2 separate regions of the Homo sapiens genome follow, and region 1 is linked to region 2. Evidence: chromatin loops called from intact Hi-C (ENCODE). Cell type or tissue: CD4-positive, alpha-beta T cell. All regions are shown on one strand. Each heading gives the region's core, and the rest is flanking DNA. Links, peaks and the distances in the headings are about the cores only. Region 1 overlaps STAG2 (STAG2 cohesin complex component). Region 2 overlaps THOC2 (THO complex subunit 2).

What was found. Peaks named below come from ENCODE experiments on the same cell type or tissue, not always from the same donor. Only the 100,000 strongest peaks of a DNase experiment are listed, where the experiment ranks them.
Region 1: it touches region 2 in a loop (3-fold over the local background); 1 of 110 quality-filtered maps calls a loop at or near these places.

What each region holds. Positions count from the first base shown.
Region 1 is chrX:124,062,876-124,065,375 of GRCh38, reverse strand. STAG2 (STAG2 cohesin complex component) reads right to left here. Exons shown (of 35, transcript NM_001042750.2): 18 at 2,382-2,474; 19 at 2,171-2,260; 20 at 1,325-1,528. Among named protein-coding and RNA genes, the nearest start is that of STAG2, 100 kb to the right of the region's middle. In CD4-positive, alpha-beta T cell, for the core only: no CTCF peak of the experiment used is centred there; a DNase peak (open chromatin) is centred at 1,165.
Region 2 is chrX:123,623,586-123,627,503 of GRCh38, reverse strand. THOC2 (THO complex subunit 2) reads left to right here. Exons shown (of 39, transcript NM_001081550.2): 24 at 842-983; 25 at 1,435-1,592; 26 at 2,835-2,963; 27 at 3,313-3,444; 28 at 3,533-3,717. Among named protein-coding and RNA genes, the nearest start is that of THOC2, 110 kb to the left of the region's middle. In CD4-positive, alpha-beta T cell, for the core only: no CTCF peak of the experiment used is centred there; no DNase peak of the experiment used is centred there.

The sequences.
Region 1 (2,500 bases), core at 1-2,500, 440 kb before region 2:
TAACTTAACTTTCGAAAAATTTTACCAGTCTTACTACAGGAAACATAAAATTGCTTACACATTACTCAATCTACTGTGTTGAACTCTAGTTCTCTCAAAAAAGCACTTGTTTTTAAACTATAACTCTTCTACAAAGTAATTAAATTTAATTAAACCATTGCTTGATTTTAATTTGTCCTAATCAAAATTATATTCAGCCAAGAGTAGAGCTATTAAAATTTTTAACTAAGAATGTAATCATCGTACATCAACATATTTGCACAAACCTCCAATTAGTAAAACTTAATAAGCCCGGAATAACAATATACACCAAATAAAAGTTAAATGAGTAATTAATAAAACAAGAAAACTAGAAATCACAAAGTCCATATGATCTTACAGCATTAATGATAAAAGTGATGTGGAAAAGGCTAATGGCATTAATTTGACAATTATGAATTTTTATTTTAATCAAAAAAACTGAATGTAAATATATATTTCTGGAAAAAATAACAATCACAACAAAAATACAAGTGTATTTAAGTACTATGCACTAAGCCTCTTTGGAAATACAAGAGAAAACACAGGAAACTCCAACAGTAGCAGCGGCTATAATAATAATAACTTATTAAAGTTTTATAATATCAAAACCCAGACTGGATGTGTGGCTCACGCCTGTAATCCCAGCACTTTGCAAGGCCGAGGTGAGTGGATCACCTGAGGTCAGGAATTCGAGACCAGCCTGGCCAATGTGGTGAAACCCCATCTCTACTAAAAATACAAAAATTAGCCTGGTACAGTGGCACACGCCTATAGTCCCAGCTACTCAGAAGACTGAGGCCGGAGAATCGCTTGAACCTGGGAGGCAGAAGCTGCAGTGAGCCGAGATCGTACCACTGCGCTCCAGCCTGGGCAACAGAGAAAGACTCCGTCTCCAAAAAAAAAAAAAAAACATAATGTCCTTCCCTAACCTACACTGCCAAAACACTTAGAAATACTCTACTTTTTTTAGGCTACCTAGTCTAAATCTAGCTCTCCTTTTCTGTTCCATTAACACCCTATTCCTTAACAGCCCTGGTTCAATAAAAACCAGGTAACTGTTCAGATCATTTCTCAAAACAAAAAAGATGTTAGTTTTGCTTTCACCTTCTCTGAGTCACAGATTCTTACCACTTTCCTATTTTGGTGGAGGAGTAGCCTGATGAGTCATAGAATGAAAAGCCTGAACATCTTTTCAAAATACTGCTAGGGACTATCACCAAGACTTAACACTTGGGTGACTAATTAGCTTACTGCAGTAGAGGGGCTCAACTGACAAAATACTTGTAATAGTTATAATATATACCTCTTGCAGAAAATCTTCAAGAAGCCGGTTAAATTTATCTGCCAATTCATCTATCAGTTGACTTCTTGAAATATCTACTCTGTTGAAGATTGTGAACTCTTCATTACAGAGTGCATGGTAAGTTTTAGAACATGCTTCCAAAACATCTGTATCTGTGTGCTTCTCTACAATATTCCGGATCTGTCGCAATAAGGCATCCAAATGCTGCAAAATAATAATATTTTTCATCAAAACTAAGGCATATATGATAGGTATAAAGTGACTACATGACCATACCACCATGGAAAAAATTTTCAAATACAGTAAGTCTACAACACAGAGCGTACATTTTAAGGTGCTTTTCTAATCATGATAAATAAATACACTGATCCATCCATACTTTTTCCTCAACTTTAAGGGAGATATTACCTACCTCATAGGGCTATGGTGAGAATGCTAACATATACTAAGAGCTTACATTAATCCACAGAACATAGCAAAAGTGTTCAATAAATATTAGTTGATTTTGTCTTATAATTGTTATTATCGTCTATGGCCATACCACCCTGAATGAGCCCAATCTCATCTAATTGTTATTATCTAGTTATCCACCCCCAGTCTCTATAAATGATCAGTGACATAGTCATATAATAGCTAAGAATGAAGGTACAGTTGTGGGCATGAAGCAAAGGGAAGCATCATTACCGCCATTCTGTAAGTCAAACTAAAGTACAGAAGACCTAAGCTATAGGTTTCCTTTCTTAAAATACGTTCCAAAAAAACATTTTAAGAAATATAAACAAACGCTATGATATAATGAACTGAATAATTTTTCTTAAAGGTTTTTTTTACACAAAATAATCTTACCTTTTCTAATCGTCCAGTGGTATATATTTCCAAATCAAAGTACTGAGGCAACTGCAACAAGTTAGTCACCTTTTCTGCATCTACAGAGTACTGTGAAATATAAAGATCACGTTAAAAATATCACAATAAGAAAGCATTATAATATTCTGTGAGGCATTTAGGGAAAAAAAACTCATTTCTTAGTAACACTATGATATTGACACAAACTTACTTTTGCTAATAACTGAGGAAGGGCCACGGCAAAAAGCTCAGTGATTTTTGTCCTATCATCCAACTGTGTCTTCTTCTCCTTTGCTGTAAGCACCTAAAGGAACAGAAAGACTTCTGTAT
Region 2 (3,918 bases), core at 1,342-3,841:
ATTAATCAAAAATTATTTGAGTGTCCTTTTCTACTGACGACTATGCTAGTAACTTAAAGTGATTCATGTGACTCTAATAGCAAGAGCAGTAGTTCTCAAGAGGAGAGTTCTTTAGGAGAAGACTATTGAGAAGCCGAGTCTTGAAATGGACAGGCCTTGAAGGTAGATTAGGTTTGGAAATATGGAAGCAGATAGGGAGGTCACCATAGGGTTCCAGCAAAGACAGGAAGTAGATTGAGGTTTAGGGAGACCACTTTTACTGATTCACTTTCATGTAGTGAATGTACTTAGTGATTCATATGAATAGTTATGATGGGGCCAGATTATGTAGGCATTGGAAGTCAGGGAGAAAAGTAGACTTGGTAAAATTGAGAGCTATTTTAGATTCCTGAGCAGGATAGTAATGTAAAAAATGGTACTTAAAAAAGATTACTCATGACAGCAGTATGAAAGATGCTTTTTGACTAGCATTAGGCTAAAGACCAGCTAGGTGGCTTTTTGGGCAGTCTATTGTGAGAGCATAGACTGATGGAGGTAGTGGCAGTGTACAAGGCTTGTAAACCAGTCTTGATATAAAGGAGAGGGAAGAGTCAAAGATGACACCATGCCTGAGACTAATAGTGTCAGTGTTGCAAATGTAGCCTGTTCTGATGGTGTATGAAGATGCCATGACAGTGTTATGAGTGTGTTGAATGGAGATAAAAGTAGCACGTTCAAGTGGACCTATATTCATGTTAAAGTAGTTATAAACTATCAGCCTTTATCTCTTTAAACTTTTCAATTAAAAGAAGAAAGGTAATGTGCATATAGTTAGAAAAGTGTCTAATTGAATTCTTTGTAGCCCCCAAATAAAAAGAAAAAAGAGAAGGAGCGCTGTACTGCCCTTCAGGACAAGCTTCTTGAAGAAGAAAAGAAACAGATGGAACATGTACAGAGAGTTCTACAGAGATTGAAACTGGAAAAGGACAACTGGCTTTTAGCAAGTAAGTTGTTGGAATTGTTAGGTTCCTGATGCTGGTAAATTACAGAAAACAAAACATTATAACTTTAGAGGTGTTAAAGTGTATTATGTTTGTATTTCAACTCAGTGTTCCCTATCCCATTCTTTGGTTATTTGTTAATGCAGAATCAACTTCATGTTCACTGGAGGAACTGATATAGTTTGCTGGTGAAGTTAATTAACTTTTAACTACATATTGGCAGCTTGTCATTCAGCTTTTCTGTATAAAACATATTTCTGGAGAAATCATAGAAAAAAAGGTCCACATAGTAAAAATGATAATCATGACCAGGCATGACATTTGGTTACAAACTATAAATAGTTTGTGGTTTATAGTATTCTCTTCACTAAAGGTAATATGTTGTCATGTTTAGTGGCTTTGAGGCACTTGGGGAAGAAGTTTACCACTTAATATATTCTTCCTTTATTTTTAGAATCTACCAAAAATGAGACCATCACAAAATTTCTACAGCTGTGTATATTTCCTCGATGTATTTTTTCAGCAATTGATGCTGTTTACTGTGCTCGTTTTGTTGAATTGGTACATCAACAGAAAACTCCAAATTTTTCCACACTTCTTTGCTATGATCGAGTAAGTTTTTATTGCAACCTTTAAAAAGTTCTCACACAAAGATAGCTAACATTATAATTTATAGAGGTATTATTGTGTGTTTAGTTAAAAAGCATGAACTCAAGAACCAAGTGTCTGAACTTGAATCCTAGCTCTACTACTTTCTAGCTGTATGATCTTTGGCAAGTTATTTAACCTCTCTGTGCCTGTTTTCTTATCTGTAAAGCATAAGTACCTGCTTCATAAGATTGTTGTGAGGATTAAATGAATCACTACACATAAAAAGTACCTGATATGTAATAGGCACTCAAGGTTAAACTATTAACTAAGTATTTGAGTTTACGTGTTGTATCATAATAGGTAGAACTCTCTTCTCCATTCTTAACCTTCACTTCTCAAAAAAAAAAAAAAAGACAAAAAAGTTTACACCTTCACACACATATAAAAGCAGGGAAGCTTTTCAGTATGGTCATATGCACATTTTGCATTTAGCTTTTTTCTTATTACTACATTTTGTGGTTTAAAAACATAATGTGGCCGGGTGCGGTGGCTCATGCCTGTAATCCCAGTACTTCGGGAGGCCGAGGCGGGTGGATCACAAGGTCAGGAGATCGAGACCATCCTGGCTAACATGGTGAAACCCCGTCTCTACTAAAAAAAAAAATACAAAAAAATTAGCCGGGTGTGGTGGTGGGTGCCTGTAGTCCCAGCTACTCAGGAGGCTGAGGCAGGAGAATGGTGTGAACCTGAGACGCGGAGCTTGCAGTGAGCCTAGATCACACCACGGCCCTCCAGCCTGGGTGACAGAGTAAGACTCAGTCTCAAAACAAAACAAAACAAAACAAAAAACATAATGTATGTTCCAGTATGTCAGCTGCATATTTTTAATTTCTATCAGCATTTCCTCTGCTTACTCTCCCCGTAAACCCAGTAATATGTATGGCTAAGTGGTTAAGAAACTATTATGTAATAAAAAAAAAACAACTTATTATGTAATAATAATGATAAATTTTTTTTTCCTTGTCACTGTAAATCAGCTTTCTTTATAAAAGTTCTTGTTTTGGGTGGTTGTTTTATGAATGCATTATTTCCCCACAAAAGCCAAAATCTCCAAAGTTCTCTGCAGTGTCATTATATAAAGGGAATATACATTTTGACTAGGCTTACCTGTTTATTATGACTTGCTGTAAGAGAATCTTCTAATATTTTTAACTGATTTTGACCTTGATTTGTTTATATTTTTTAAACATTTTTCTCCTGTAGGTTTTCTCTGACATAATTTACACAGTTGCAAGCTGTACTGAAAATGAAGCCAGTCGATACGGAAGGTTTCTTTGCTGCATGTTAGAGACTGTGACCAGGTGGCATAGTGATAGAGCCACATATGAAAAGGTATGACTAATAAAAACCCTTATATTTTACCCATGTATATAATGACCACATCCATTAATATCTAGATAGTTGAGTTTTAAAAGAGAAGCTGAGTTTAAGATTCAGTTGTAAAACTGTGTTTATAAGCACAATTAATTTGTTATTAAAATGTGCTATGTACTTTTTTATTCTATCTCAAACTGACATTCCAAATTAGTATCTTTGTATAAGTTGAACTTTTTGTGACTACCTATCCAAATACGCATGATGTTTTTACACGGAAACATTGATCTAGTCTACTTAAGTTTCAATTTCTGCTATTTTGTGGATCATAATTTTTCTTTAAAAGTGACAAACATTGTTTCCTTAGGAATGTGGAAACTATCCAGGATTCCTTACCATATTACGGGCAACTGGATTTGATGGTGGAAATAAGGCTGATCAATTAGACTATGAAAATTTTCGACATGTTGTACATAAATGGCATTACAAACTAACCAAGGTAAAAAAAAAATTGGATTTTTCAAAGGCAAATTTTTCTCTGTATACTTGTGCTTTTATAATAATGGATCTGAAAATGTTTGTTGTAGGCATCGGTACATTGCCTTGAAACAGGCGAATATACTCACATCAGGAATATCTTGATTGTGCTAACAAAAATACTTCCTTGGTACCCAAAAGTTTTGAATCTGGGTCAAGCTTTGGAAAGAAGAGTACACAAAATCTGCCAAGAAGAAAAAGAGAAGAGGCCAGATCTATATGCATTGGCTATGGGGTAACAAAATTATATTTTAATGTGATTTACAAGACTAGATGACAGAAGGATTCTGAAGACTTTAAAATGTTTTACAGTGTTGAAGTTTATCTTCTGCCTTCAGGAGATTATGGGAGATTATGCGATCATGTTTCCACAGGCTGGTGAGAGTTACCACTTCTGATTATCAACTTCCGGTCTATACTGGATGATAGTTTTTTT